Regions from separate parts of the Homo sapiens genome. Here region 2 is linked to region 1. A link is an interaction called in ENCODE POLR2A ChIA-PET data of the cell type or tissue named here. Cell type or tissue: GM12878. All regions are shown on one strand. Each heading gives the region's core, and the rest is flanking DNA. Links, peaks and the distances in the headings are about the cores only. Region 1 overlaps LOC105374949 (a long non-coding RNA gene). Region 2 has its middle 65 kb from the start of LINC02543.

Evidence for each region. ChIA-PET counts read pairs that join two places held together with the same protein. Peaks named below come from ENCODE experiments on the same cell type or tissue, not always from the same donor. Only the 100,000 strongest peaks of a DNase experiment are listed, where the experiment ranks them.
Region 2: POLR2A ChIA-PET joins it to region 1 with 5 read pairs; 2 of 35 experiments call an interaction of 5 or more read pairs at or near these places.

What each region holds. Positions count from the first base shown.
Region 1 is chr6:15,955,537-15,971,360 of GRCh38, forward strand. It overlaps LOC105374949 (a long non-coding RNA gene), which reads right to left. Exons shown (of 4, transcript XR_926532.3): 2 at 8,253-8,401; 3 at 5,400-5,483; 4 at 959-1,136. Among named protein-coding and RNA genes, the nearest start is that of LINC02543, 31 kb to the right of the region's middle. RefSeq lists enhancers at 5,802-6,096, 7,161-7,230. In GM12878, for the core only: no CTCF peak of the experiment used is centred there; a DNase peak (open chromatin) is centred at 7,025; H3K27ac peaks cover 1,856 bases.
Region 2 is chr6:16,051,845-16,067,668 of GRCh38, forward strand. No RefSeq gene overlaps it. Among named protein-coding and RNA genes, the nearest start is that of LINC02543, 65 kb to the left of the region's middle. RefSeq lists enhancers at 12,698-13,439, 13,440-14,180. In GM12878, for the core only: no CTCF peak of the experiment used is centred there; no DNase peak of the experiment used is centred there.

The DNA.
Region 1 (15,824 bases), core at 3,102-11,101:
AAGTTTACTACGGCCTCCCCCTTATAAGTTTGAGGACTTCTGCTTGAGTTTTCTCAGACCCACTATGTGTACAACACCCATCCACCTGGGCCTGCCTCCGCATTGCCCTCACGGGACTTAAGAGGCAAGGGAAACCACTGTGGCCATGAGTGATAAAGTCCTTTATCTCTAACCTAGGAGTCTCATGTCTTCTGCCAGCATCAATGAAACTGTGGCAGGCTCACTTGTTAGCTTGCAAACAGGGTAAAATCTCAGACCCTTCACAGTCCTTGATAGACATGGATTCCTCCTCCTTAGTGTATGTAGCAGCACATGGAATTCCTTCAGACTTCCTTGGTTCTGAGTGAGCGCAACTAGCTGACTGGAGTTGGTGTGTTAGAATCGTCCCACTATTCCCTTTCTTCCTCTGTCCCTTTTGCCGCGATTACTGAACCTGAGCAGTCACTAGAATGGACAGTGGGGATTTAGGAAGACAGTGTTAAGCAGATGTTAACATCAAAAAGACCTGAGGCTCATGTGTATACCGAGTTGAAACCCCACTGTCATTGAATGAGGTTGAAAGTGACTTTAGTAGTTTAGGCTACTTTCCACTCAAAGGGGCAAACTTAATAGAACCTCTTGTCATTAATCCCTCCATGATGGAAGCTCATACCTAAAAAGGAAAGTGAAATTGACTCAATATTTACAACTCTATGGTGTCTTCTCTTTGATCTTAGTCCTGTTAGCAGCAGCAAATCATACGAGTATGCAGCAACCTCAATTCTTGCCTCTTCAGAAGAAATAATTCAACAAGGGGCATAAGGCAGAGGGAGAGACGGAGGCAAGTTTGAGAGCAGGAGTGGAAGTTTACTAAAAAGTTTACAGCAGGAACAAAACGAAGTAAAGTACACTTGGAAGAGAGCCAAGTGGGCGACTTGAGAGATTCAAGTGCATGACGATTTGACCTTTGACTTGGGGTTGTATACATTGGCATGCTTCCAGGGGGTTGCATTACTTCTCTCCTGATTCTTCCCTTGGGGTGGGCTGTCCGTGTGCCCGGTGGCCTGCCAGCACCTGGGAGGGGCTGCACGTGCAGTGTGTTTATTGAAGCTGTGCTCATGATCACTTGAGGTTCTTCCGTTACCAGCAGAGTGTTCCTAGAGGAACACTAGAGGTCATACACCGGGTAAACGCCTCCATTTTGCCTCTTAGTGTGCATGCTTAAGCCCACTTGCTCAACTCCTGAGATCTTATTGGGAAGCTGCTGATCACCAGTTTCAGGTGTTTTCTGTGTATTGGGAGACTGCCTTTCCCTGACGCTGGCTGCAACCCATTATTATTTTAGAGAGGCAGTTTAACAAACAACCGCCTGACCATCACCTGATGGTCGCCTGATAATCCTGGTTCAGGGGACCCTCTCCTGCCCTGCTCAAGTCTGCCTAACTACCTACTGTGACAGTCCTGTCTTCTAAATAAACATAGACTAAGGTGGATCTTCAAATACCTTCCATCTACCACCCATTTTTCCCATCCCCACACCCCCAAGTCTAGGCAAACATTTTCCAATCTATCAACCACTCCTTCTTAACATGAGGAATAGACCCTGTGCCCTTCCAGGCTTTCTCCTCTGAAGAGGCTCTATTTTGTCCACCTTTTCATCTAAGTCCTTTAAAAAAAAAATCATTTGGTTCTTGAATAGGCAATACCTGCATGCAGTACAGAATTCAAAAGATACAAGTGTGTTTCCTTCCCTGTCAAACTCCAGCCACCCACTCCCCTCCTCCAATCACTCTTACTGGTGTCTTATTGTCTTATTCTTCCTCCTATTCTGTATATAGTCAAGGTTCATTGAATAGGCTGAACATACAGGGCACAACCAGAAAACAGCTTTGGGTTGTTTTTTTCCTCATTACTATCTTTAAACTCAGCAGACGGTTTTTGTTTTTTGTTTTTTTCTTTTTTCCAGCATATCAGCCAAAATCTTTTAGGCATTCAAATGCCTGTTTTAGTATGAGATTTAAGTTTTAGTCTTACACTTGACACAATGCTTCTCTCTCCCCTGCAGCTCAGACTGGACCTTCAGACCAGGCACCAGCAGCAAAGAAGTGGAATGTAGTTTGTTACTTCCCTGTGCCTCTATCTCCTCTCCACTATTTCTGATGCCTCCAGGATTAGGGTTGTTAAAGGCGTGATTAGAGGGAAAGGAAGAGTCTTCCTTCATAAATACTGTTGTTATTCATCCTTGATGCCCTATGTGGCCATGTGCTAATATATCAATACAGTCTCAAGGCAGAACACAAAATAGGTGCTCAACAAGTGTTAAGTGAATGAATGAATTTATGAGTAAATGGATGACTGGAACTCAGCAATAGGTGTGTCCCAATTGACAAAAGATTAGAAAACACCAGCGTATACCATTAAAAAGGACAAAAAAAAATATGTATACACAGCTCTGCTTGATACACCAAGGTCCATGGGGGAGAAGAGATAAACATGTGCATTCAAGTTATCACTCTAAGCCAACAATGACCTTTTAGAAAATGTAATATCCAGGACTGTGTTAACATAATACTAGCACAAGGATAGTGGAACTCTGTATTTATATTGCTTATTTTGAATATTAAGAGTTCTCAGGTAGGTTCTCTCAACTTGCAAACAAGCTGTAGTCATTTTTTAGCCCTAAGCCAGACTTCATATTTATCCTTATGAAATTTTATCTTTTTAGTTTTGACCCATGGTTCCCCTCTCTTGTGATCTCTTTTTAATACTTATCTATTATTTAAAATATAATTGAGCCTCCAAGAGTTTTCCTCTGAAAATATAGCAAGATCTTTCATGTGTTTATTAAGTGAACTAATAAAAATATTGGCCAAATACAAAGCCATTGGAAATCCTCCTCTAGTCTGAGACATACTTTTTGACACAATAGCATCGTTTACATTCAGTATCATTTAGGGTTAAGTTCAGCTGCATGTAACAGAAAATAAATAAATAAATAAGATAAGAGTTTAGTTCTTTCTCACTTAAAGTAAACCTGCAAACCAGCAGTACACAGCTAGTATAGCAACTGTGACAGGTACTAAGGACCCAAGGGTTTACTTTCTTTCGGCTTCATAACATGATCTTAAGACCACCCAATGGGTTAAGATAGCTGCTGGAGCTCCAGCCATTACATCCCTAATCTAACCAATAGGAAGGAGAAGGATAGAGGCAAAGTGTGTAACTACTCAATGGATTCTTCCTGCCTAGTGTACAGATAAAATCAGACCATGGCATTGCAATAAAGAAAGTGTTTAATAGATATGAAGCTGGCCACACCACATGGGAGACAGAGTTATTACTCAAATCAATCTCTCTGAAAATTTAGGGGCCAGGATTTTTCAAAGGTAGTTTGGGCTAAGGGGTGGGGATGGCTAGGCAATGGGTGCTTGCTCTGATTGTTTGGGGGTGCAATCACAGGGGTGTGGGAAATGGTCCTCCTATGCACTCAGTCATTCTGGTGGGGCCACAGGAGTGGTTAGTGGGTCCAGGTGGAGCCAACGATTGTCAGACCTGCAAAAAACCTGAAAAGATATCTTAAAGGGCCAATCTTAGGTTCTACAATAGTGATGTTATCTGCAGGAGTAATATGGGAAGTTGCATAGCCTGTGACCTCCAGAATAATGGCTGGCATTCATTCATGTCTACACCTTAGCAGAATTCAGGCTCCTCTATCCTCCTACACTGGTGGTCTCTCATTAGCTTTACAAAGGCAGTTGAATTTGGGGGAAGGGCTATTATCATTTAAACTGTAAACTAAATGTCCCCCAAAGTTAGTTTGGTCTAAGCCCAGGAATAACTAAGGGCAGCTTGAAGGCAAAAGGCAAGATGGGGTTGGCTAGGTCAGATCTCCCCGACTGCCATAATTTTCTCACTGTTATAATTTTTGCAAAGGTGGTTTTAATGGGACCCCTTCCTTTTAGGAAGACTTGAAAACATTGAGATTCTGTCACCCAGACTGGAGTGCAGTGGTGTGATCTTGGCTCACTGCCACCTCTGCCTCCCAGGTTCAAGCAATTCTCCTGCCTCAGCCTCCTCAATAGCTGGGACTACAGGCGTGTGCCACCACGCCCGGCTAATTTTTGTATTTTTAGTAGAGATGGGGTTTCACCATGTTGGCCAGGCTGGTCTTGAACTCCTGACCTTGTGATCCACCTGCCTTGGCTTCCCAAAGTGCTGGGATTACAGGCATGAGCCACCATGCCCAGCCCATGCTGTACATTTTACTTAACTAGAATCTAGTCTATATTTAAGAAGAATGTGAGAAAATTTTTGTTAAATTCCTTGTGAGTATTATGGTTATAGTAATAACTATCTAATTCTTCTGATATACTAACTTAACACTCTTACCCCAAATCAAATGAGTTAGACAAAATTTATCTGTAATAAATCCATGTTTGTGTCTAGTTATCACCATGTTCATTTTTTCCTTTGATTGTTCATAATCCATAGGTTTAAATTCTATTTGAGAATTTGGGGGGACTAAAATCTGTAAAACAAAAATAAAATCCTAAGCCCCCTAACCAATTATGAATCCCCCTATGGGCCAAGGGGATCCCAGAGAAGTCTGAAAACCAAATTCCTGGCCATGATGGAAAAGGAGGTTGGACACACCTCATCGTACTCCCTCCCTTTAGGAGTTCAGGCAGCACTGACCAGCATTAACATTAAAACAGACATCATAAGACTGACACAACAGACTCTTCGTGGCAATAAAATTCCAAATTCCAGCCTGACTCTGGTGTAGCATCACATGGCAGACTGAAGGAAATAAAAATATTTTACTACCAAATATATTTCTTTGACATATTTTGAAATGGCACTGTGAAGCCATCTTTTGGGGGGAACTGCAGAGAACTGCAGAGAATCTCGCTTAATACGGTTCAGCCTTTCCCAGGTCTAGAGGAGATTAAGACTCTGACCCCTTTAAGGGTCCAAAAGGAGACATTTACCACCTATTCTCTCTGAAAGCAGTTACCCGGAGGCTTCACCTACGTAACAAGAACCTTGGTCTCCACAGCTACCCTTAGAACTCAAGCATTCTTTTTTACTGACTTCAAGGCTTTACAAAGCTTAACTCTTAACCAAGTGACAATCAGAAAATCTTTGAATCCACTTACAACCTGTCAGCCTCACTTCACCTTCAAAACATCCAGGCTCTTTAGGCTGAACCAATGTACATTTTTAATGCACTTATTTATGATTTTACTTACAGTTCCTGTATCCCTAAAACATAAAAACCAAACTGTAACCTGACCACTTCAGGCATACTTTCTCAGAACCTGTTGATACTGTTCTCCATGCCATGGTCACTCATATTCACTCAGAATAAACCTCTAAGTAGTTTACAGAGTTGTTGTTTTTGTTGTTTTCTCACTGACCCATCAAAATAAGTAGTTTTCTGAATCCACTTCCTCTTTTGGAAAGTAGTACACACGCTCATCTCTTCTGTGCTGAGCTGATTTCTGAAATAAAATCAAAAGAAGTTCATCATTACAATTGCAACTTCTCTAGTTCCTTGGGTTATAATCTATATCCATTGGGATTCAAACTGAAACACAAATACTAGGTGGAATCAAGAATTCATTCTAGGGATTTGACTTCAGGCACTTGCGGACGCTTGTCTTACATCTGGTGTTGGAGTCTGAATTCTGCAGGGCAGCGGGTCAGGGTGGCAAGGCAGATGCAGAGCAGGGAAGTGAGGACAGACTGGAGCCATCTTCTGCCTTGTGTTGTCTCCAAGTCTGGCCCCTTTGGCTCAAGGACCTAAACATGTGCTGCCTGGGTCTGAGAGCTGAAGGAGTGGATCATCTGGCTGCTTCTGCAGGCCCACAACATGAGCCAGCAGACTAGCGGCATGCCTCAGATGCCCTGGTGATCCTCCTCCCACCTTCAGAGCGGGGAAAGAACAAGGCTGCCACTTCCCTTTTGGCTTCCAACTGTGGTGCAAATGTATCTTTGCTGGGCCCTTGCCGGGAACCATGCAGGGTAGGGGATTCTGGGAAATGTAGTTCCAGCTGAGCTAAAAGGCCCCACAAAGCTGTCAATTTGAAGTCTTTAAGGCTGAAATCCTCCTACTATCTTGTGACCTATTTTTTCTTAATAATGTTCATCTTATCCTTTCTACTTTAAGTTTATTTCCCTTGGTAGAGAAAATAGAAAGTGAATAGATAGAGTAATCCTGCTTTCTCTCCATTATTCGCTAGCGTTGTGCTGTATGCACCCAGCAGTGGGCTACTCCCCTCTTGCTCCCTGTGACTCTGATGAGAGCTAAAGTGTCCTGTCTGTCCTTGGTAGGTCCCATGAGCTCCTGCTCTTCTGAAATGTCCCCTTCTCAAGCTATTGGATCAGATCCATTGTTGTTCTGAATGAAATTCATTGTTTCCCTTCTTTTGTCTGTGCTAAAATCTAAGAGGGTGTGGGCTCATTGTCTCAAGGCTTATACATTCACACTTCTCTTGCTTTAGAGTCAAAAGTAAGTCTAATGTAGGAATTCCCCTTCCTTCTCAACAGTGGGGCACCACACCACCAAGGCCATGTAACAGGACAGACATACCCTTCTGGCTACCTGCTGCCCTTCTGTGATCATTTTTCCCTTTGAGACTGCCCTTTATGCAATTAAAAAAAATAATTTGGACAAAACTGTGTATGTGTATGCAAACATGTGTGTGTCTACAGGATATAATTTGCCCTGGTAAGGCGGGCCTACCCAGTAGTTTGACTTCACAAACACTGCATCTCCTGGGGGTGGCTTGGAGCAGTCTGTAGGGAGTATGGAGGTGAAGAGCAGAATTGGCCAAAACCTCTAAAAAGAGAATGACAGAGAGAGAGAGAGAGAGAGAGATGTATTCTTTCCCTCAACAAAGAGTAGAGGCTGACTTTAACCCCTGAGAAAGAGAGAGAGAGAGTGAGTGTGTGTGTGTGTGTGTGTGTGTGTGTGTGTATGTGTGTGTGTAAGGGCTGCCAACGGCAGGAAAAGCTACAGAAACAAAAGCCTTCACTGCAGAGTCAAAAAATGAACAGGAAATGGTCATTAACATCCTGCAAATGTTCTGATCTGCTGTAGAGGCCCTGACTCCTAGGTGATTAAATGTGAAAGAATTTCAAAAATCAGGCTGTGAAATGAGTCTTTTTAGTTAGGAGAGAAGGAAAGCCCTATTGGGTAATTCTAAACCTTAAGAACTGAAGGAGAGTCTCCAAATTTCAGCGCCAGCATCCTATTTAATGTAGATCTCCTCTGCTGCTTTCTTCAGACATAATCCCAAATTTCCCCCTAAAAGCACCGAGTTAGTTACTAAGTATTTTGGTAGCCATTGCCTCCCAAGGGGACAAGGCTCTTCTATGTCCTCTTGGAGCTCTCTGAATTGTCCCTTCTACCCTAAGTCACCAGAGTCAGAAGACCCTCGAAAATTTTTGAACTAAAACACAAAACGGAAAACAATAAGAACAAAGGGTATTTTCTCCTCTTTCTTTATTTACTTGTTTTAATTGGTATTTATATTTACCTATGTGAAACCGTATTGCTCTGACCTTGTCACATGGCATGGATTCATATCTGGAATGAGGTTAAGTCTTCTGGAGCTGTGCTACATTTTTATTCTTAACCTGAGGAATATGAGAATTCCGACACCCATTGGTGATAAGCCTCCATTTACTTCTAGATTTAACCTAATACCATGCAACAGTCTTGATCCACAGTGCTTGAGTTAATTGTACTGGACAAGGCAAGTGTGTGTCCAGGTGGTAGACATGTCTATGAGATGGATTAAAGATGCAACAGATACAAACATCTCTAATTCAGAGGTGCTTTATCTTGTACATGGCGGGAACAGCAACTGCATATCTAGCACATGGTATATACATAATAGCAAACATTTAGCATATTGTACCACTATTTAATTCTTACAGCAATCCTATAAGAATACATATTGTTACATTAATAATTTCATCTTATAGATGAGAGAACTAGGTTCTGAGATATTAAGTAATTTCTTTGCCCAAGGTCTGGGCAGTTTTAGAACTGGGATTTTTGACCTGGCCATTACACTTCCTGCTCCTCGGAAAGGTCTGAAGCAGCTCCACTTTTATAAGTGATGGAATTAGGCTCCAACTCTGGTTAACCTGCAGGAGGTTTCTGAACAGGAACAGTTCACAGCTTGCTCAGCTGCCATACTTTTCTCTGTGGTCTTTGTTTTCGGCTGTGTTTTGGTTTTCAAGACAATCATGAACCTCACCACAATTGGAAGACATCTCATCTTTGATGAGCTCTGACAGGGCTGATGAGTTGGTTCCTGGACTCTCCACGGTTGCTGTTGGGCTTTAGGCTAGAACTCTTCTGTACTTTCATCTCTTTGAATACGTTTCAGGCAGCAGTTAAGCGGGTCTGAAATTACATGTGAAATCAAATTTAAAAACAACTGATTATTTTCTCTTCCTCAGTCTTTCATCTATAAAATATAAATGTGAGTCCCTTTTTTTTTTGTTTTAGAACTAAACTAGGGTCTGTTTGCCAAGTGCGGTAAGACCAGATATCCACACCAAGTTTTGCATCAGGAGAAAGAAAGGTGTTTATTTATCGGGCACCAAGCAAGGAGGACTATGCAGCCAATGCTTAAATCCTGACCTCCCTGATGGCTTGTAGGTTAGGGGCACATTTCAGGAAAGCAGAAGTTACAGGCACAATTATAAATCAATACATGGCACTTATTCCTTGGTTTTGTACTAAAGGGGTGGGATATTTTGGGGAGTGGCTATAAGTCATAGGTAGATTCAAGGATTTTCTGATTTGCAAAAGCTTTATTTAAAAATTTAGGGTCAGCAGAAAAGAATGTTGATTCTAGCTCGTGGGTGTGACTTTCTCCAGGCCCCTCAGGAAGAAATTTAGAACAAAGAATGGGGCTCAAAGTTCAGTCCCTAGGTCCCCCTTATCTGAGGTCTATGGTGGGCAGATCCCTCTGGTGGGGGTCAAGTTTCTGAAAAGCAACTCTGGAAACATGTGTTAAGATATTATCTTAATTTCTGTAGGGGAACCAAACATCCCATGATTCTAGCTTCCATGGCTATCGTTTTAGGCTACAATTACCTTCTTGCTTATCAAGTCGCTTATTTACTTTTCTGGGCTAGCTAGGTACCTAGAATTTCACTTGAAGAAACTCAAGATTTTCCTTCATTTCTATGCTTGGAGGGTGGGCACAGGTCCCTAAGAGGTGAGTCCCCGCTCTGTTTCACGTTTTCATTTTTTCTGAAATCTACAGCACCTCTCATCAACCTCTAGTGTCAGTTTCACAGTGGTTCATATTAAGGCATGGTTGGCTGGAGTAGCTCATCATCATTTCTATTTAAAAACCTAAAAATGTGACAGTCTTAAAGTTAGACTGCTGAGGATAGGATGGGATCCTTCATCAATATGGAGGCTTCTGTGACCTAATCTCATCAGAAGATCCTTGGCTTGGTTGATTCAGTGGCCGGGATGGGTTTTGCACTGGCGTCTTTGAGCAGTTTCCTCTTTGTGACAAGGCCAGTGAGGGTTAGGCTTGTAGTCTAGGAATGGTAGTTCTGAATCAAGATCAAGTCTTGGTCTAATTAGTGATATAATCTGTTCAACCAGTAAAATTAATACATGGAATTTGCCCAAGAATAGCTGAAGCTGGTACCTTTTATTGGAGAGACTCCACTGAGACCCCAGATATCTCAAAATACCTTTCCTTTTGTTTCACCTTGGCTTATCTTGGTCCTATTACCTGCAATAAGATTATTCCCAATATCCCAGACTAAACTAGGGTCTGTTTGCCCGGTGCGGTAAGACCAGATATACACACCAAGTTTTGCAGCAGGAGAAAGAAAGGTGTTTATTTATTGGGCACCACGCAAGATACTATTTATACAACAGATCTCAGAAGTTGAGCCACAGGATTTCGATTTTTTGCTAAAGTGTAAGAATGAAGACATTATGCTGAGAAGCTCTGAAGAAATTGTCAAGATTTCTTCTACTAGTACATGTTAGTGAATTAGAGTAGGCAGTGTAGCCTTAGATAATGTATGAGTTAAAGTGTGTCCCCCCAAAAGATATGTTGAAGTCCTAATCCCTAGTACTTGTGAATGTGACCTAATTTGGAAATAGGATCTTTGCAGATATCACCAAGTTAAGACAAGGTCATTCTGAAGTAGGGTGGGTCTTAATTAATATAATCATTGTCTTTCGAAAAGGAGAAAAGACATGGACACAGGGAGAATGCCTTGCGACAATGAACACAGGCATCGGAGTGCCACGTTCACAAGCCAAGGAATGCCAAGGACTGCCAACAAAGCCAGCAGCTAAGAGAAAAGCATGGAAAAGATTCTCCCCTAGAGCCTTTGAAGAGATCATGGCCCCTCCTGTCACCTTGATTTTGGACTTATGGCCTCCAGGGTTGTGAGAGAGTACATTGCTGTTGTTTGAAGCCATCTGGTTTGGGGTAATTTGCTATGGCACCTCTAGGAAGCTCCTACAGACAGCAAGGAGAGGCTGGCCCTGGTGTAGGGGTTATGGATTTCCATGGAATTAGAAAGCAGGCACTGTCTTCCTTGATGGCTATAAGTTAGAGGCAGGAGCCACCGGCAGCTCTGTATGGGTAATTTTTCAGGCCTGGGGTTCATTCCATGTGGGAGAAGCTCCTGCAAGCCAACCACAGTTCTGCTAAGGCTCTGGGCTGTTGCCTTCAGGAGGAACCCAGGCTAACCGAGCAGCACAGCACAGTTTGCAAAGGATCAGGTGCTTGGGTGGGTGCCAGAAGAAAGAAGAGTTTTCCCAACAATGTCTGTTTCACAGCTGTGCTCAGGGCCAGTTTCCCTGAAAAAAGACAGAACACATCAACTTGCTTCTGTGAAATCTAGGAGTTAACGTACCCGGTGCTTGTTCCTGGCCTGTTTGATTCTGCGCCACCTTTCTTAGGGTTAACTGACATTGCCCATTCTGATTTTTCCAACCTAAGCATTCCCTGTCTCTGTGTTTATGGCCTGCCAGCAAGACAGTTCAGGGAGCCGATTTAGTTACCTTTAGTCTGCTAATTCCACTAGGTGCTTAATAAATATTGGCCAATAAATGTTTATTTTTGCATCCAGAAAACCAATGACATGAACGCTGTGGTGCATTATCCAGAATTCTGCTCAGGACTGAAGCACTTACTATTCCAGCTGTTGGGAGTGTTGGCTGCTGAGAGCTCATGGGCAAGTCTCTCCTTAAGCTTTGCCTGAAGCAGGCTGCCTGGCCCAAAGTTATGTCCTTTGCTGGGCACTTTCTCCATTTAATGACTAGCCAATGCAGGAGTATAAAGGCCCAGTCCCCTTGCCTCAAGTAAGACCTCTCTCAAGGGTCATCCCTCCTCCAGAGCTCCCCACAGGATGGGCTGAGATCTTTATTGCAGCTACATCACAGTTTGATTTCTGCCCAATTCTCCTTCCCTTGCTTTCCTGCAGGTCTTTTTCCTAAGAACAGTCACTCCTCAGTGCGCACTCACTCCCTCACACAAATCTCAGTCTCGAGGTCTGTTTTCTGGGGACACTGATCTAAAAGATCCTTCTGCTTGATCCTATGTAAGTGAGAAATACACTAACTGCACTTATTAGGTACAGAATCTGAAATGTAAGAGCTACAGGAAGTAAAATAAAATGCCACCCTGTCTCTGCAGTGTCTCCGTCCCCAGACTAATGGCTGAGCCTTTAAGGGTCTACAGCTCATCAGGGTTCTCATGGGTTCTGAGCACAGCGCCAGCTCTCAGTAGACATCTGTTGAATAAGGTAATGGACAAGTGTTCAGGAATTTACTTTGGCCCTGAATCAACTAAATGGGCTTTTAAAAAGGTTTTCTATCCCTTTGAGGCTGGGCACAGTGGCTCACACCTGTAATCCCAGCACTTTGGGAGGCCGAGGTGGGCAGATCACTTGATGTCAGGAGTTGAAGACCCGCCTGGCCAACATGGTGAAACCCTGTCTCTACTTAAAAACAAAACAAAACAAACAAACAAGCAAAAAAACAAAAAAGCCAGGTGTGGTAGAGTGCGCCTATAATCCCAGCTACTCAGGAGGCTGAGGCACGAAAATCACTTGAACCCAGGAGGCGGAGGTTGCAGTGAACTGAGATTGTGCCACTGCACTCCATCCTGGGTGAAAGGGCAAGACTCTATCTCAAAAAACAAACAAACAAAAAAGGTTTTATATCCCTTTGTAATGGGGAGGAAGGTCTTTGGAGTCCGTATTAGTTTCCTATGGCTATATTATTATTAAGGCCAAAATAAAGACAAGAGAAATTCATTCTCTCACAGCTCTGGAGGCCAGAGTCCAAAATCAAGGTGGCCCAGGCCATGCTCCCTCTGAAGACTCCAGGGAAGGGTCTGTCCAGGCCTCTTCCCTGCTTTGGTGGTTTGCTAGCTGTCTTTAGCATTCCTTAGCTTGTAGATGCATCATGCTGAGCTCTGTCTTCATGTTCCCACGGCATTCTCCCTATGCGCGTGTCTCTGTGGCCAAATTTCCCCTTTTATAAGGACACTGTTATATTGGAATGAGGTCCCATCCTACTCTAGTATGACCTCATCTTAACTAATTACGTCTTCAACAACCCTACTTCCAAATAAGATCACATTCGGAGGTACTGGGAGTTAAAAACTTCAACACATAAATTTTGGTAAGGACATAATTCAATCCGTGACATGGCGCCTCCCACCATTTTCTATGGTGTTTTCATTTTTGGGTTCTGAATCCCAGATTCTCCACCTTGCCCTGTGGTAAGAATGCTGGGGCTGCAGAAGGAAGATGGCAGAAAAAATGGGACCCACAGCAGCAGGTCTGAGTCAGAGGCGGTCAGGTTCTAGTTGTCAGAGGAGTGAGAATATTGAAAAGCCCAACCTCAACGATGGGGCCTGGCTGGATTGGGAAAAGGTTCTGTGCATTTTGTTGGTGGCTACAAACACAACTATGTATCATTCTTTAATTGATGTAGATACTCTTCCCTCAAGACCAGGGAACTTCACTCCTCACTCCTTAAGTAGAAGCTATGCATATAATTTCCTTCCAAAGTGTGGAAAGGGGAAAAAAAAGAGTCATTTTGCAGCAGAGAAACGTGACAAACATCCCCTCAGCCAGGAGATCAAGATCAAGGTCAACAGTGATAAGTTATGTCGATAGTGCGTAGCCTTGATATGATGCAATGAAAATGACACTTCACCTCTGTGATCTTCCTCCCCAAAATTCACAACCACATATAACCATGAGGAGAAAGATCAGACATGTCCCAACTGAGGGATGGCCTACAAAATACCTAGCACTCCTCAAAACCATCAAGGCCATCAAAAACAAGAAGGGTCACAGAAGGTGCCATAGCCATGAAGAGCCTAAGGAGACATGATGACTAAACGTAACGTGGCATTCTGGAGAGGACCCTGGAACAGAAATAGACATTAACTGTAAACTAAGGAAATCTGAATAAAGTATGGACTTTAGTTAATATGAATGCACCAATATCGGTTCATGGAGTGTAGCAAATGGACTACAGTGGTATGTTAATAACAGGGAACTGGGAAAGGAATATGTGCAAGCTCTAGCTCCCCAATTTTGCTGTAAATCTAAAATCCTTTTAAGATGAAAGAGTTTTTAAGAATATAATTTTAAAAGTACCCTTTGATTATTTTCTCTAAGCACTGATCGTTCCACCTTGTGTTGAAAGGATTTATCTTTGCTTTCACTGGACTTTCTTGGCTTCCTTTTATCATAGCCTTAACCACAGGCTACAGTATAATTGTTGAAAAGGCACCCATGCCCTTGTCATGAGTCTGTGCCTCTAAGGCATTGCTGCCTACATGTTTGAGATTTCTTTGGCCAGACATGTCTTTATACGTCTATTCTAATTTGTGGTTCTCAGCCTTCCCTCTGCCAAGATAGCTCTGCGGAGTAGTTCTCCACCTGGGCAGCACATGGAAACAACCGGGAAAGTTTTACAAATCCTGTTGCCCAGGCCCCAGCCAGCTTCAGGTGATCCAATGTGCAACCCAGGTGGAGAACCACTGCTGTGTGCTCCTCCCCCATGGCTGTCCTCTGTGTTTCTGGGACTTCCTACCAGCCCCACTCACTCCAGTTCTGCTTTATACTCCTACTTTGGTAAGCTAGGTGATTTTTCATTTCAAAAACTTCAGTAAAGAGTTCTCTCCTTTATTTCTTGCAAACAGTTTTATCTCACAGCTACTCAAGAACAGAAGGGAGGCTTGGCGTGGTGGCACATGCCTGTGATCCTAGCACTTTGGGAGGCAGAGGGAGGGAGATTGCTTGAGCCCAGGAGTTCCAGACCAGCCGAGGTAACATGGTGAAACCCTGTCTATACAAAGATGAAAAAAAAAACAAAAACATTAGCCCAGTGTGGTGGCAGGCACCTATAGTCTCAGCTACCCAGGAGGCTGAGGTGGGAGGATCACTTGAGCCCAGGAGGTCAAAGCTACAGTGAGCTGTGATCGTTCCACTGCACTCCAGCATGAGCAACAGAGTAAGACCCTGTCTCAAAATAAAACAAAACCTAAAACCAAAAAACAGAAGGCAGAGAAGAGTGGCCACTGTAAAAGGTTGTTTATTTCCAGGGATAATATTAAAAAATGCATAACAAGCAGGACATTGACCAATCTGACCACCAGTGGGAGGTAAATAATTGGTAAGGGGCTTATTGGTTGAATACCAGCCCTGCTTATTCTTCCCCTACCTCTATTTAACCAGAGAACTTAAAGGAGGAGATATGGAGAGGGAAAGAGAAAATTCTTCATTCTTACTGTGCCTGCCATGCTGCGAGTAATGGAGACACTGAGGCACCCAAGAGACAAAACTAGAGTTCCCATCAGCTGCTCAGCCCCTCTCAGAACTTTGAGAAGGAAACAAGATGGAAGCTCCTCCACCTTGGATTAATTTGCTCAAGGTGTTCTCCTAAGATTATGACTTATACTCCTTGGAAATTTGTGTAATTGATGCCTTTGGAAAATATGTCCAAGACTCACCTTTCACTCTGTTCCGGAATGAAGGCTGAATCCAGAGAAGCTCACCCTGCTCCCTTCTCCAACGTGACACAGAATAAAGAGGGTCAGAGTACAGGTCTTTTATTGTTTTAACCTGAACCCTGGAAGCCAAAGCCTGCACAGGCTTATCTTCCACAAGTATGGGTCAATCACTTTGACCTATTGACTCTGCATCTGGTCAAGCACTCCAGAACGCCATGGACAGCTATAGGATTCCCCAATGAGCAAATGTTGACTTACCCTGTGGGTCTCCTGACACTATTATAAAGTCTATTCCATCAGAGACTAAGTTGTTAAAAAAATGAAGAACTTGGTTTTAGTTTATTGTCTGTTGTTCAAGGAGTATTTATGCAAAATTGCAATATTACTACTCCACATGAACCAATCAATATACTGCCACTTTCAAAAGTTAAAAGTGGGAAAAAAGATGGTCTTTGTTTTAGAATGTGCTAATATCTTATTCTTTTCTTTCAATTTTCTGTTATATGCTTAAGAAGCTCTTGTACTCTCCCTTAATTTTGCTATAAAATATTCTTTACATTAAATATTATAACAAAGACAAAAATTAATTTGGTCTGCATAATACCTTCTCTCTCAACCTAAGTGTCCCTCAACAGATGATTGGATAAAGAAAATGTGATATATATATGTATATATATAAATATATGTATATTTGACTTTCAATGTCCTTGTTATGCATACACACACACACTCACACAAACAAACCATGGAGTACTACTCAGCCATAAAAAAGAATGAAATCATGCCTTTTGCAGTAACACA
Region 2 (15,824 bases), core at 4,909-12,908, 98 kb after region 1:
TTCCTTAAATTGATTCACACTGCCTGCCTTGCCCAAGTGACACATTAAAGGTTATTGAATGATTCAATGAATGAATGGTAATGGTAATGGAATGAATAAATGAACGAATGAATGAATACCTGAATTATAACAGTGAAAGTCTGGCTGGATCGGGAGTTTACAAACTTGAGACACTGGGAAGTGAGAAGAGAATAAACAACTGGATGGGAAAAATTAGCCCTGGCCTAGGAGCCAGAATTCCAGGGTTCTAGCCCCTCTCAAACATTTCCTTACTGTGTCAACTTGAGTAAGTCATTTAATTTCTTTAATGCTCATTTTTCTTGTGTAAATTAAATGAAACATAAAATATATATGTGTGTGTGAACGTGCTTTGTAAACTGACATCAAATTTTATATCACTATCATCATTTTATGTCACTATCATCATTCTTCACATGACTGTCAAGAAGTAAGTGGAAAATTCTACAATCCAAATAAAAGGTAACCCAAGTAACTCAACTGTTTAACTACCTTGATTTTATTCAAGCTTTGTAGACATTTACAAATTAAGTCAAAGGTACAGGCAATTGGTGTTTCTCAATGTGATGATATTGCCTAACCTTCCTTTTCTGTGAATTTTTTTTTAATCCACGTATTTAAACACAGTCAAAATTTATTACACATCAATTGCTCTAACCAAGCTTTATTGCAGGGGCTCTCAGTGTGGAGTCCATGGACCACAGGGTTGTCAATGTACGTTAGTAGGCTCCAAGAAGCCTCTGTAATTTTATGCAAAATTTTATGAATCTGTGTTCAAAAAAAGGATCTGAGGCTGGGTGCAGTTGCTCACATCTATAATCCCAGGAATTTGGGAGGCCAAGGTGGGCAGACAACTTGAGTCCAGGAGTTTGAGACCAGCCTGGGAAACATAGCAAGACCTTGTCTCTACAAATAGTAAAAAAATTAGCTGGGTGTGGGCCGGGTGTAGTGGCTCACGCCTGTAATCCCAGCACTTTGGGAGGCCGAGGTGAGTGGATCACGAAGTCAGGAGATCGAGACCATCCTGGCTAACATGGTGAAACCCCTTCTCTACTAAAAATATAAAAAATTAGCCAGGCATGGTGGCGGGCGCCTGTAATCCCAGCTATTCGGGAGGCTGAGGCAGGAGAATGGCATGAACCTGGGAGGCAGAGTTTGCAGTGAGCAGAGATTGCGCCACTGCACTCCAGTCTGGGTGACAGAGTGAGACTCTGTCTCAAAAAAAAAAAAAAAAAAAAATTAGCTGGGTGTGGTGACACACACCTGTAGTCCCAGCTACTCAGGAGGCTGAGATGGGAGGATGAAACAGGAGGATCACCTGAGCCAGGAAAGTTGAGTCTGCAGTGAGCCCTGATCCTGCCTCTGCACTCCAGCCTGGGTGATGGGAGTGAGATGCTGTCTCAGAAAAATAAAAAATAAAAAAAAGGATCTGTACTTCTTATCAAACCCTCAAATGGACCCATGACCACAAAAAGTTTGGGAACTTCTATTAAAGTTTAATAAAACCTGAAAAACCTCTTGGATTTGTACTTGCCTAACACAATGATAGGAGTAGGACCCCAAAATGTATGGTAATGGGAATCTAGCTAGAAAGCTGTTAAGAGTTGTCCATGGAAGGATTAAGAGGGTCTGATGTGGGGATTATCGTGGAAATAGAGAGGACAAAGCAGATGCAAGGAGCATCTTTTAGACAGCCAATCCACCCTTGTGTAATCTGTCAATTTTCATAGATGAGAGATTCTCTTCCGTCACAAGGTATTCTTAGCTCTGTCTGAAAGTTATCTCTGTTTTGGTCTAGAGATTCCATCTTCCTTCTAGTCTTATATATCTCCAAAACTTAATGCGTCAATAATTTATCCCTAATTTTGAAAGGATACCTTGAGGCTCTTGATGTATGAGTGAGGAATGAACAATATTTTGCTGAGTTTGATTTGAGAAGCAGTATGGGGAAAAGGGCCCCACTATGGGGAAACGTGGCTTGAGATGACACTGAAATAAAAAGGAGTTCTGGGAAAGAGACAGAATAGATATAAATCTTTAGTAAAAGGAACTTTGGAAAAAGCAGAGATGTTAAAAAAGGAATATTTAAGAAGCTTTGCTGTGTGGTGTGTAATGGAACCTTTTATACCACTTTTGTGCCACTGATGTTTCAGTAAAATCCATGTTGTGCAGTTTGGCATAAACTCATAAATCTAGACTGATCAGTGATTTTTGGCTTTGGCTGTATGTTACAATCACCTGAAGAACTTCCAATAAATATTCAATGTGTTGGCTTTGCTCCCAGATATTCTGATATATTTGGTCTTAAGTAGGGCCTCAGCATAGTACTTTTAAAAAGTGCTGCAGGTGATCTAAAGTGATTTTAAAGCCAATGGTTTAGGGTCTGGAATGGTGATTTGTAGTCTTCCTCTGATTCATCGGAATCATCCTAGGAGCTTTTAAACAGTACAGAAATACTGGCTCCACCTTACCCCATTTAATTTGAATCACTGGACATTACAAGTTTTTGTAAAGTTTCCCAGGTGATTCTGATGCAAGATGAAGTTTAAAAACCGCTGGCTCTAGAAGAGAAATATACCAGGACCTAAAAGACAAGATCAATCTATTAAGAAGCCATATAGACTGCTTCGTAATGGTACTAAGTAACTAATTCCAAGATGTCTCCCTCTCAAAAGGTACTTATCAACATTTTATTTCTATGCTAAATGAATGAAAACGATAGTAAGAGCTATCCAAGGTTGATCCTACCCTCTAGACAAAAAAGAAGCAAGATGATTAGGATGAAAGCAAACTTCCAATGCAACTCTTATTGTGCTTGAAGAATTCGTGCTTTCGGACTGGTTTCTTATGAAAAGCAATTTGAAGTGGTAACTCATAGAAACTCTAATTTAAAGTCGTATGAGGGAAAAGGAAAAGAAAACCAACTTAGAAGAACAGAGGTCTTTTCAATGTTAATCTGGTATAATTCAGCTTCCAAGAGAAAGAAAGATACACAGCCTGACCCATTTTTAGGGACCATCGGGAACATGAGGGACCAAGTAGAATGGGACAATGGTGCCCTGTCAGAGGTGGTAGGTGGCCAAGATGTCCCCATTCCTTTCCTGTTCTGAGACATTCTGTGCAGGTAAGCTGGTGGCCTTTCAGGGTGTTCTGGATGGTAGTACCCCCTACATACACAGTTATTTATTAAACAAAGACTTCCTCTTGCCAAAAAAAAAAAAAAATTGGTCTGGTGTAAAATCATGAGGCCCATTGTTCCACAGCAAGAAAGCCACCTCATAATTTACTACTCTGTAGTGTGGGCCATTTTTCTTTTTTCTTTTTTTATTTTTATTTTTGAGACAGAGCCTTGCTCTGTCGCCCAGGCTGGAGTGCAGTGGCATGATCACAGCTCACTGAAACCACCACCTCCTGGGTTCAAGAGACTCTCCTGTCTCAGCCTCCCGGGTAGCTGGGATTACAGGCGCATGCCAACACGTCCAGCTAATGTTTGTATTTTTATTACAGACAGGGTTTCTCCATGTTGGCCAGGCTGGTCTCGAACTCCTGACCTCAGGTGATCCGCCTGCCTCGGCCTCCCAAAGTGCCGGGATTACAGGTGTGAGCCCAGTCAGTGTGGGGCATTTTTCACTACTGAATTATTTGGGGCTTAAATTTAAAAACAAGCATACATGCACACACACACACATACGCAATATGCACACATGCACACACAGTTTCTGGGACATATTCACAGGCATACACACATGCACGCACAGGCATTCACTCATATGATTTCTTTCAGCTGATCCTGCTTGTTCTGCTCTTGTTCATAATATGGGAGCAGTTGACTGTTACTGCAGTGACTATTCCAATTATTAGGGCAGTGAAATAGGTTGCCAGCAAGCCATAAAAAGCTCCTTAGTTTAAAGAAAATGCCAGCATTTTGTTTTTTGGTGAGATGAGTTCCTTACTTGCAGAGGACAGACTGTAATTACTCAATAAAGCTGCATTTTGTCGCTCTGAAAGCTGCTGGCATACCATGTGTTTAAGAAAGCGACACTATGATTTTCCTCATAACACCTGAATTCTAACAAAGAATGTTTAGTGCTGTAGTTTCCATATGAAAAAGAAAGCAGAAAGACAAAAGGCAAATCAAGAGTCTAACCCTGAGAACTGGCTAGAGCTGGTGAGAGTCCGTGGGCCAGTGCTGGAGGAATGAAGATGGTCTCTAATCATCCTGGATCATCCTAGATCAGCTCAGACCCAGTCCAGAGCCCAAGGGAACAATGCCATTGAGTTAAGACAAGGTTGATTATGAAAAGATTTACAAAGCACCGAGGGTACTGATAGGAAAAAGCCTTTCTACTGACACATGGAAGATGATTCAGGCAGGATTTGTTTTGTTTTGTTTTACCATAACAAAGTAATAAATAAAATGAAAACCTTAATCATGATACCAACTGCCATTATAGAATTTTTTAAAAATTGCCCTTATGAATAAAATGGTAGAGTTTTCTGCTATTTGTTCCAAAACACTACCCACATCGATTGAGTGCTTAGATTTGTCTTCAGGACCATGGTTACTTTCACTTTGCTTCTGTGAGTCAAGACCAGAAAGCATAAATTCAGAGACAAGATCCATTCCAGCCAAGGAACTTCATGATGCAAGGCTTGGAGTAGGAATGAACACAGTCGTGGGGAACTCAGTATGACAGATGACTCGAGAAAGACCTGGGTTGAAATTCTGACTCCTGTTAGCTATGCCAACCCGAAAAATTATGTAATCTCTGTGCCTCAGTTTGCTCATCTATAAAATGGGGACACAAATAGTATCTACTTCATGGAGTCATTAGAAGAATCAAATGAATTAATGCATGTAAGCGCTTAATTCAAGAATATTACATGCATTAATTCAAGAGTGCTTAGCACAGCCTCAGTAAATCTTAGCTTCTATTAGTCGTCTTTGACTCATTCTTGTACCTCCTGCATCCAGCTCATTGCCAAGACTTACTGATTCTATCTCTATCTCTTATATCACCTCCACTGTTGTTTTTTGTTTTTGTTTTTGTTTTGACATGGAGTTTCGCTCTTGTTGCCCAGGCTGCAGTGCAATGGCGCAATCTCGGCTCGCCGCAACCTCCACCTCCCAGGTTCAAATGATTCTCCTGCCTCAGCCTCCCAAGTAGCTGGGATTACACACATGCGCCACCACGCCCGGCTAATTTTGTGTTTTTAGTAGAGATGGGGTTTCTCCATGTTGGTCAGGCTGGTCTCGAACTCCAACCTCAGGTGATCCGCCCACCTCGGGCTCCCAAAGTGCTGGGATTACAGGCATGAGCCACTGCGCCCGGCCCACTGTTTTTTTTTTTAATTCCTACTGTGCTGTCCTGGTTCAGGCAGATACTCATTATTTCTGATTTGAATTCCTATAGCACCTTCCACAGTGGCCTCCTCACTCTCTATTTTTCCTCTCTCCAGTCCGTTCTGTATACTGAGACTAAATTAATATTCTAGAACTGGAGTTCAGATCACAGCCTTCTCTTGGGCAAAACCCTGTGAGTGCCCAGTGTCCCTAGAATGAAGCTCCTGGCATCAAGGCTGTCCACCGTAGGCCCAACAGGTTCTGACTCCCACGATTCTCCTGAACATCCTCTGTACCTCCAGCCCAAGCATGAGGCATGCATTTGAACAGAACATCGGGTGTGCCTACACACCATCCCCTTCTTCCACACGGGCTACCTCCCTCTCCCTCCTCCTCTCTTCCCTCTCCTTCACTTCCTTGCTACTGACTCACCTGAACATTTCTGCTCACTACAATTATAGCTATTCTTTATGTCTGAGCTTAAATGCTGCCTCTATGAATCAGCCTCCTTCCATCTCGTCAAACAGATTCCATTTCTCATCCTTTGAATCCCTACAGCACATTCTGGATATTTATATAAAGTAATTTTCCCTCTGTGGTACAGCCACGTGTATTTGTGTAATCTTCCCCTCACCATTGTGAGTTTTCTAGGTCCTGGCCCTGTGTCTTATCCATCTTTGTCTCCACTGCAGTCCCTAAGTGCTGTTGTAGAATTCAGCCTAGATTGAGAACTCAATACGTGTTTATTGAGTGAAAGATGTTCTTTGATATTAAAAATGTTGATGTTTCAATATCCAATGTAAACACAAAAACAAAAGATGGTGGGAATAAAGTCTTAAGACACGAGAGGCCAAGACTAAGAATTCAAGAATATGTTTCCAGCACTGAGCTGCGCCTACTTGGCATGTATAATATATAATTATTGTGGCGGTAGTGTCACGTAGCCTCTCAAAGCAGATAGAAGATATTCCTTAAAGAATCCCTTGCTGTTTGTCCTGATTATGAATGACTTTTCCCAGGCACCTGTGTTCCTAGAAGGGCGTAGACTCTCTGGTGGTGGCACCCTGAAGTGCTTATTTTCCTCAGTAAATTAATCAATTGGGGCTTTGGTTTGCAAATCAGACCAGTGTGGAATCTTCTTTCAGGGCCTGATCCTTGCTGGCAGAGTGCCAAAGGCTTCTAGGTGTGCAGACAGCCAAGACCTTAGTTCTATATTTGGATGCCATAGAAGAGTGAAAGACCAAAACAAAAAACAAACAAGCAGAAATATCATCCTTTAAGAATCTTCCTCTCCTTTTCTTAAAACAAGCCTAAATGCTCCTCTGGGACTCTAGTACTTCAGGATCTTCTGATTCATGCCAGACCGACGTAAATCATCCCTCCTGCCCTCTGCTCAGGATCAAGTGGAAAGTTCCAAGGACAGGGCATGGGAGTGGGGGCCTAGGACCAGAAGGTTACATAAAGCAAGAGCTGGGGAGAACCCTCTGCCCACCCAGGCCCTCCATCTTTCCCTTAAAAACCTGTGTTCCTTCCAATCGTCCTTGCTCCTGGTGAGCCATCCCCACTTTTTCCTTGGGCTGTTTGTCTCTGCCTGGGAGTCTCTGAATGTCAGGCTGTGTGTGTCTGTGTGCATCTGTCTCTGCTAATCTGTGATGCTATTAAAGTCGTTGGGATTGTATATATCAATATGCAAATTTATGCAACAACTAATGCGTAACTTAGCATTTTACATTTGAGCCAAAAGACTACACATGACTACTTGCAATGATCTTATGTCCCCAGAAACTTTTGGTTACGGAAAAAAACAAATCTCTGTAGCTTATCTGGTTTAGCCGTTGTCTCTGTTGCTGTTTGAGCCACCAGGAGAAAGCAGTCAGGGAATGTTAGCAAAAGGGCTGAAGACTGTAGAATCCGCCCTAAAAAAGAAAGCAAAAAAGAGAAGTGTACAAACTGTTAGCATATGGAAGCCAAGAAGGGAAACTTTAAGCTGAAGACACTGAGCATAATCATTTTTAAATGGCAACGTGAGCTGGAAAATGTTTTGCTAACCAGTCTTTGGAGAATTGAGCTCTACACTAGAGAAGGAAGAATCAATAATCTTAAATGACCTGAGAAGAAAGCAAATACCTGGAAACACTCATACACACCATAGAATTAATGAGTAAAGCAAGCTCCAGTTTGCTATATGGGTCTACATACTTAGAAGAATAGATTTTTTTTATGAAAGTAAAGTCCTTGTACTTCCTATTTATTTTATTATTCAATAAATCAAGAGACTTAAAGGATATAGCTATTTTGAGGACTTTATTATATTTTTAAAAATCAAAAGAGTTTTATTTTCAATTTTCTGCCCTTACCATCCAAGGACAGTCAAGGTCATTTCTCACTGCTAGAACAGACCCATTCTGTCATGCCAGATACTTAGGCTAATGATTCAGGGATTGAGTTTCTTCTTCAACTAGTTTCAAATTCATATGTTAAACTATTCTCAAAGGGAGGCTGACTCTTCAAGCAGGTGCTCCAGGCCCCCGAGGGAAGGGGGAAGAGGCTTGGACGTGCCTGTCGGTGTAGGGGAAAGCTTGGGCTGCTCAGCTGCTCGTAAGTAAACAAAAAATGAGAAGGGACAGGAGAGGCGGCTCTGCCCAGCGATTTATGTACAGAGATGTTTTGCCGTGCAGTTGCCTCTGTGACACAGCCAATTTCTCGTCTTCTCCGCCTCCTTTTCTCTCCTTAGGTTCCGTTGGCTCTAGATTCCCCTCTGATAGGGCTTTCTATGGTGTCCACGATGTACCAGTTAGGATCACTTTGGGCTACATGTAACAAAAAGCCAACTGCAGAGGCTTCACCAAATGGGGCTTTAGTTTTTCTAGCTGAATAAAAAGTCCACATGTTCGCAGAGCAGGGCAGAGACTTGAGGAAGCCATGGAGTGTCCTTCAACCAGGGTCCTTCTAGTTTCCTGCTCTGCTGTCCTGACTGTGGTTTTTGTCTTCGTGGTTGCAGGCTGGGTACTGCAGGTGAGACAGCCAGGTGGGAGGGGGTCCTTGGAGAAACTCCAACCAGCCTGCCCACTGAGGTGGAGCCACAGGAAGTTCACAACATTTGCAGCAGGGAGGAGCCTGGCCCCTCCTCTTCCTGTGTGGAACCTGGGATTCAAACGACATCTAGCAGGAGACTCTGGCCTTGTGGAGAGTCCCTGTTTCCCTCTTTTCTTCCTTTTTATCCAATAAAACCCTGTTTTACTCACCCTTCAAACTGTCTGTGAACCTAAATTTTCATGGCCGTGGGACAGACAAGGATCCCATCTTTAGCTGAGCTGAGGAAAAGTCCTGCAACACAGGTACAGAAATGGTGTAGGAAGAAGGGGGAAGAGAAGAAGAAAAGGGAGTGTGTAGCTGAGCCTGTCTCTTTTCATGACATAAACAATAGAGTCCCAGAAGCCCCTCCCTATAGACTTCAATTTTGTCACCAATCCGGGTCACATGGCTACTCCTACCCATAAGAGGGTCCAAGGGAGTAAGCATTTCTAACTGAGTTCATCATCATCGTGAATGAATTTACCTTCTCTTTGTAAAAAAGGAGGTGACATTGGGTAAGCAATGAATTAATCAAGAATGTTTCCTGAGCAGTTGTCAAATGCGAGGGGTGGTGCAGGGTGTCATCTATATGAGAAGATGTGTTTTACACCTTTCTATTATACAGTGAACAAAGTGTTACTTAACAAATGTGTGTTGATTTAGGTTAAATTCAAACAGGTCAGACAGAGGAGCCATAATTTCAATCAGACCCTGAAATCTAAGAGAAATGTAGGTAGGGAGGAATGTAGGGAAGGATATTTCAACCTGAGACAATTATCTGAAGCTGTGGGCTCAAGTTTTTTTCTACCAAACACACTAGATAAATGATATATTTAAGTGTGATGCACATCACCCATTTTTAAGAAAGTGCATATGAAGGCAAATGAAGGTAACATCACGAGGAAAACCTGGAATTCTCTTTGCTTTAAGACCCTGACAGGTATCTGTATTTTTTTTTTTTTTTTCAGACCGAGTCTCGCTCTGTCACCCAGGCTGGAGTGCAGTGGCACGATCTTGGCTCACTGCAACCTCCACCTCCCGGGTTCAAGCGATTCTCCTGCTTCAGTCTCCCGAGTAGCTGGGACTACAGGTGTGCACCACCACGCCCAGCTAATTTTTGTATTTTTAGTAGAGACAGGGTTTCACCATGTTGGCCAGGATGGTCTCGATGTCTTGACCTCGTGATCCGCCCACCTTGGGCTCCCAAAGTGAAGTATCTGTATTTTAAGTACCACTGATGACTCCTGTTCTGTTGATTATAGTAAAAAATGTCTACTTCTAGTTGTTATGGTCCCTTTCAATACCAAGGGGACTGCCTCTTGGATATGCTTAAGCTTTACGGTAGCATAAAGAAAATGTTTCCCTTTATAAGTAGCACCTCACTAAGACTTGTTTCTCTGTCAAATGAGTCCAGTGAACTAATCTCAGCTTTTCTTTCTAACTCAAAACTAGAGTGGATGCCAGCCATCCTGAAATGAGGATGAAAGAAATTGCAGCATCTGCCCCTCAATTGCTATGGCTGGGGATGTACATTGACTAGCTCAGTACTGGCTTCATGAATACATCCTGTGCAGTTACACAGGGCCCTGCACTTTGTTTAATGCTCTGTTGCCACCATCTTGAAACTTGAAGAGTTTTTTGACAAGGAAACCTGCGTTTTCCTTTGTCATTTGGCCCACACATTATGTAGCTGCTATTATAGGCCATTATAGGAGAGTGACTAAGAAGTCAGGCATGGAGTCGGCATGTCTAGCCCAAATCTCTGGTCTAATTTCTAATAGCTGAGCAATTTTCACAAATGATTTCACCTCTCTAAACCTCAGTTTTACCACATGTAAAGTAATGATAATGATAATTGTACCAACATCACAAGGTTGTTGGAAGAATCAAACATGATAATGTGTTTAAAAAAATAGTGAGTACAGCACCTGAAACATAGGAGGTACACAATAAATAACAGCAATTATGATTTGCTATATTTTGTATATTAAATTTATTCAGCAAAATATTTATTGAGCACCTGCTGTATGCCAGGCACTGTCCTAGACACTTGGGATAAGTCTGTGAATAAAATAGACCAAGATTTCCACCCTTACAGAGTTTATGTTTTGCAGGCCTGGGAGAGGACCTTCACAATAAGCCCAATGAATATAAATAAATGTAATTGGAGGTGAGTAAGAGGTAAATGCTATGGGTAAAGAAAAAACAAGGCAGGATAAACAGGGTAAGGGAATTGGGGAGGACAGTTTGCAGCATCAAATGAGGAGCTTCAGTGAAAAGACTTAAAGGAGGTCAGAGAACTCATCTAGGAGAAAAGTATTCTAGAAGAAGTTTCCTCAGTAATGGAGGGCAATGCCTCCACTAAAAGTAAAGGCCAGATAAGTCCATCCACCAGCAATCCCTCTCCACAGCACAGAGGAAATACATTGTAATTAGTCATTGCTAAACCATTTTATAGAGTTGGAGGTTGCAACTCAGCATTTGCATACATTTATAACACCCAATTAGGGAAATAGTTCATTTTATTAACGTGTAGTTTTGAGGAATAAAAACAGACACAGAACATTCGTTATTTTTATTTTTTATTTTTTTTGAGACGGAGTTTCGCCCTTTCACCCAGGCTGGAGTGCAGTGGGGCGATCTCGGCTCACTGCAACCTTCACCTTCCAGTTTCAAGCGATTCTCTTGCCTCAGCCTCCCAAGTAGCTGGGATTACAGGCACCCACCACCAAGCCCAGCTAATTTCTGTATTTTTAGTAGAGATGGGGTTTCACCGTGTTGACCAGGCTAGTCTTGAACTCCTGACCTCATAATCCACCCGCCTCAGCCCCCCAAAGTGCTGGGATTACAGGCATGAGCCACCATTCACACAAGTATTTAAAATAACCAAGAGAACACTTTCTTCTGAACTGACAAGTCCAGGATGTGAACAACTGGGCCAGCATGGATCATGAAAGATCAAAGGCCAAGTAGGCATTAACAAAGAGAGAAGACCAAGACCAAGCCAGGACCATGGTGCTCCTCTCAGCCACACCTGGCACAGCTTTGTCATGGGGAGGAATTGTTAGAAAGCACCAGAGCCACTCTGTATCCATCCTGTGTGCTATTGATGGTAGGTTTTGCATAGTAAACAGTTTAGAATATTCTATTAATATGTCATTCCGGAATATGGGATCTGCTCTGCTTAAGGTATAATTAAGTAGATGACCAATTGGCAATTACCACCATAATACTGGTATCTGGGCTGAAAAGAATAACGAAGCAACCTCCTTTATAGAATAGATCCTAAACAAGATCTGCTGTTATGAGAGAGTGCCAAATTACCAAGTCAACCAGAAGAGGAGGAGGAAGGCAAGGAGGGCTAGGAGGAGGAGGAGGAGGAGGGGAATGAAAGAAGGAAGGAAGGAAGAAAGGAAGGAAGGAAGGAAAGAAGGAAGGAGGGAGGGAGGGGAGGAGAGGAAGGGAGGGAGGGAAGGAAGAGGAAGAGAGGGAGGAAAAAAGCCACATAAAAATGTTGAATTCCTATTCATACCATTTGAGGCTTGTGTGTGCTGTTAGGGAAACCTCCTACTTTGATGTAAAGAAGATGAGCCACAGACAAATTGTCGACTTATAGAGTGTTTAAAATATAAGTCCAAAACCTAAATATGATGGAGTCAATTTTAAATCTTTTACTGAACAAAAGTAAAAGAAACCATGAAGTGAGTATAATTTGACATTCCAAAGACAATATTCCTGCAACTGATGTATGGGATAATTAGATGTTCACAATAGAAATTTCAACCTGGCATAGTGGTTCCGTCTCTGCAGTAAAATCTTAATAGTTTAAATCCCACTAATGCACACAAGAACTGAGCTAAACTTTACCTTTGTACCATCTATGAGGAAACAGATTGCTTAGCAAATTAAATATGAATAAGGATTTAGATGGGTTATTTAACTTACCAAGAAAGCAAAACACTCCTTAGCAGCGCCACTCACATTTAATGTATTAATTACGGTAAAAATTGGAAAATTGCGTCGGCGTATATTACTGGCTAAAACTTCACTTATTTTAAATACGGTATTGAGTAATTTAGATCACACTTCTTTATTTTAAATTAGTGAACTTTGTATCCTTTTAGGCAGATTCTAGGTCTGGCTAAGGCCCATAGGAAAGAGCATCAGATTGCTTAGTGAGAGTCATCCTCAAGTTAATACAAACAATGATTCTGTCTAGTAATTTCTTCTCAAGCTAACTTGCCGTGAGAATGGAGTCTCTGTTTTCCAACACGTCTTTGAAAACAGCCTCTAAAAGGCTGACATGTGGCAGCTGTCAGGCTCCCACCTGAATTCTAGTTCCCTGGTCATGGAAACTATTTTTAACCAGTTTGCACATTTTTCACTAACAAATGATTTCTCCAGCTCCAGCGTTGTGCCGTACTCATCTGCTTTCCTAAGCACAGTCCACATGCAGGCAGTTGTTCTTGTCATAAATCCGCTGTGCCATTTGGTCTCCTGCGTGATACTGTCTGTGACACATTAGGTGCCTTCCCTCTGCAGTAATACCCTCATTCACCATGCTCAGCCACAGGGTTTGTTTGAGCTGAGCACTGGGGTTAATTGCCCACCTGTCCTCAGCCCTTCTCAAACGTCTTTCATGCTGGCTGAACCTAGGGGACGACTACCCTAAGGGCAGTGCTCAAAGGGAAAGAACAAAGGGAAGGAAATGGCTGGCACTTCATTTTCTTTGGGAATGAAAGGAAGTGGATGATGTAGCCACAAGCTTAGCCACTTCCTCGAATCTGTTCAAGGATAATTGAGGTGCATTAAATCCTTCTGAAAAGAAATGGGAGAGTGTTGAGCTTTACCTGTTCCCCAAGTCAAAGGCATCCCTAGCAAGATAGTCTCTCCCATAACAAACACACACATAAGAACACATCAAGTCCGAAAACATAGAGAGCGACAATATCACTAATCATCAGAGAACTGCAAATGAAAACCACAGTGAGATACCATTTCATACCCATAGGATGATGACTATAAAAAAAAAGATGATAATAATTGGTGAGGATGTAGAGAAACTGGAGCCTTTTTTTTTTTTTTTTTTTTTTTTTTGAGACAGAGTCTTGCTCTGTCACCCAGGTTGGAGTGCAGTGGTGCGATCTCGGCTGACTGCAAGCTCCGTCTCCCGGGTTCACACCATTCTTCTGCCTCAGCCTCCCCAGTAGCTGGGACTACAGGCGCCTGCCACCACACCTGGCTAATTTTTTGTATTTTTAGTAGAGATGGGGCTTCACCGGGTTAGCCAGGTTGGTCTCGATCTCCTGACCTCGTGATCCACCCACCTCAGCCTCCCAAAGTGCTGGGATTACAGGCATGAACCACCGCGCCTGGCTGAAATTGGAGCCCTTTTTCATTGCTGGTAGGAATGAAAAATGGAGCAGCCACTGTGGAAAAGAGGATGGCAGTTCCTCAAAAATTAAATTCCACTTCTAGGTATAAACTCAAAAGCATTGAAGGCAGCATCCCAATAGATAGTTGTATACTCATGGTCATAGCACCATTACACACCAAAGCCAAAAGATAGAAACAATGAACTGTGTTCAACTGATGACTAGATAAACAAAAATACGGTACATCCACACAATGGAATAATATATTCAGCTACAAAAAGGAATGGAAGTGTGATGCATGCTACAACAAGTATGTACCTTGAGGACATTATGCTCTGTGAAATAAGCCAGTCACAAAAGGGCAAATACTGTATGATTCTGCTCATATGAGATACCTAGAATAATCAAATTCATAGGGACAGAAAGTAGTGGTTTCCAGGAGGTGTTGGTGGGGGGAAATGGGAGTCCTTGTTTAAAAGGTACAGAGTTTGAGATAATGAAGAGTAATTTAGAGGTGGATTGTGGTGATGCTTTCAGAACAATTTTTTTTTTTTTTTTGAGTCTTGCTCTGTCAGCCAGGCTGGAGTGCAGTGGTGCAATCTCAGCTCACTGCACCCTCCGCCTCCCAGGTGCAAGCGATTCTCCTGCCTCAGCATCCTGAGTAGCTGGGATTACAGGCACCTGCCACCATGCCTGGCTAATTCTTTGTATTTTTAGTGGAGATGGGGTTTCGTCATATTGGCCAGGCTGGTCTCGAACTCCTGACCTCAGGTGATCCACCCACCTCAGCCTCCCAAAGTGCTGGGATTACAGGTGTGAGCCACCGTGCCCGGCCTTGCAGAACAATTTTGAAATAATGCCAGTGAACTGTACACTTGAAAATGGTTAAAATGGCACATTTTATGATATGTGTATTTTACCACACACACACACACACACACACACACACACACACATACACACACAAAACATGAAGAAGAAATATGAGCAACAGGGCACAGGACTTCAGTAAGACTCATTTCTTTCGCAAAAGGGAAACTTACATTAGAAATTGCTTTTGCCTATTCCTTACAAAGTCAAAATGGAACTTGCCCTTCATTCTTACCGGTTGAAAAATCTTTCACAGAGTATTTGGTGGATTGAATCTTATCATAAAATCAGATAAGAATGTTTAGAAATCCAGAACATTAAAGGAAATTAGACAATTTTACAGGTCAGCTAGATAGAATGTTTTCCTTCTATTTTCATAGTCCATGTCAACTGTTTCCCTGAGAAAGGTGGGTGCAGGGAAGGAACACCTTGGATGCTAGGTGTCAAGGCTTCATGATGGGGAACCACTGCCAGAGGCACAAAGCAGAGGATGAGCCAACACAGAACATGCCACCACTGATACCAAGAGAAGGCAAAGAGAACAGGGCTGTGCCAGGGTCAAGGTGTATCTGGGCTAAGTTCAGCCTTGTTAGGTGAGCACCTTGGGGCTGGGCTTGTTATTTTTAACTAGTTATGCCCTGCCTTCTTTGTGGCTGCCTCTTGTCCATTTTATTTTTATATTTTATTTTATTTTATTTATTTTATTTTTTGAGACAGAGTCTCACTGTGTCACCCAGGCTGGAGTGCAGTGGTGCCATCTTAGCTTACTGCAATCTCTGCCTCCTAAGCTCAAGCCATCCTCCCACCTCAGCCTTCCAAGTGCTGGGACTGCAGGCATATGCCACTATGTCTGGCTAATTTTTTGCATTGTTTGTGGAGATGAGGTTTCACCATGTTGCCCAGGGTGGTATCAAACTCCTGAACTTAAGGAATCCTCCCACCTCGGCCTCCCAAATTGCTGGGATTACAGGTGTCAGCCACCACCTCTGGCCCTATTGTCCATTTTACAAAGGCCAGTCCAGTTAGTGTTTGTCAAATCAGGTTAAATAAGGTAAATTTATCTCTTTATTTTCTATAAATAATGATTTTTAAAACTATGAAAGAAAATTAAACCTGCAGTAACAACTCTTGTCAAAACTTCT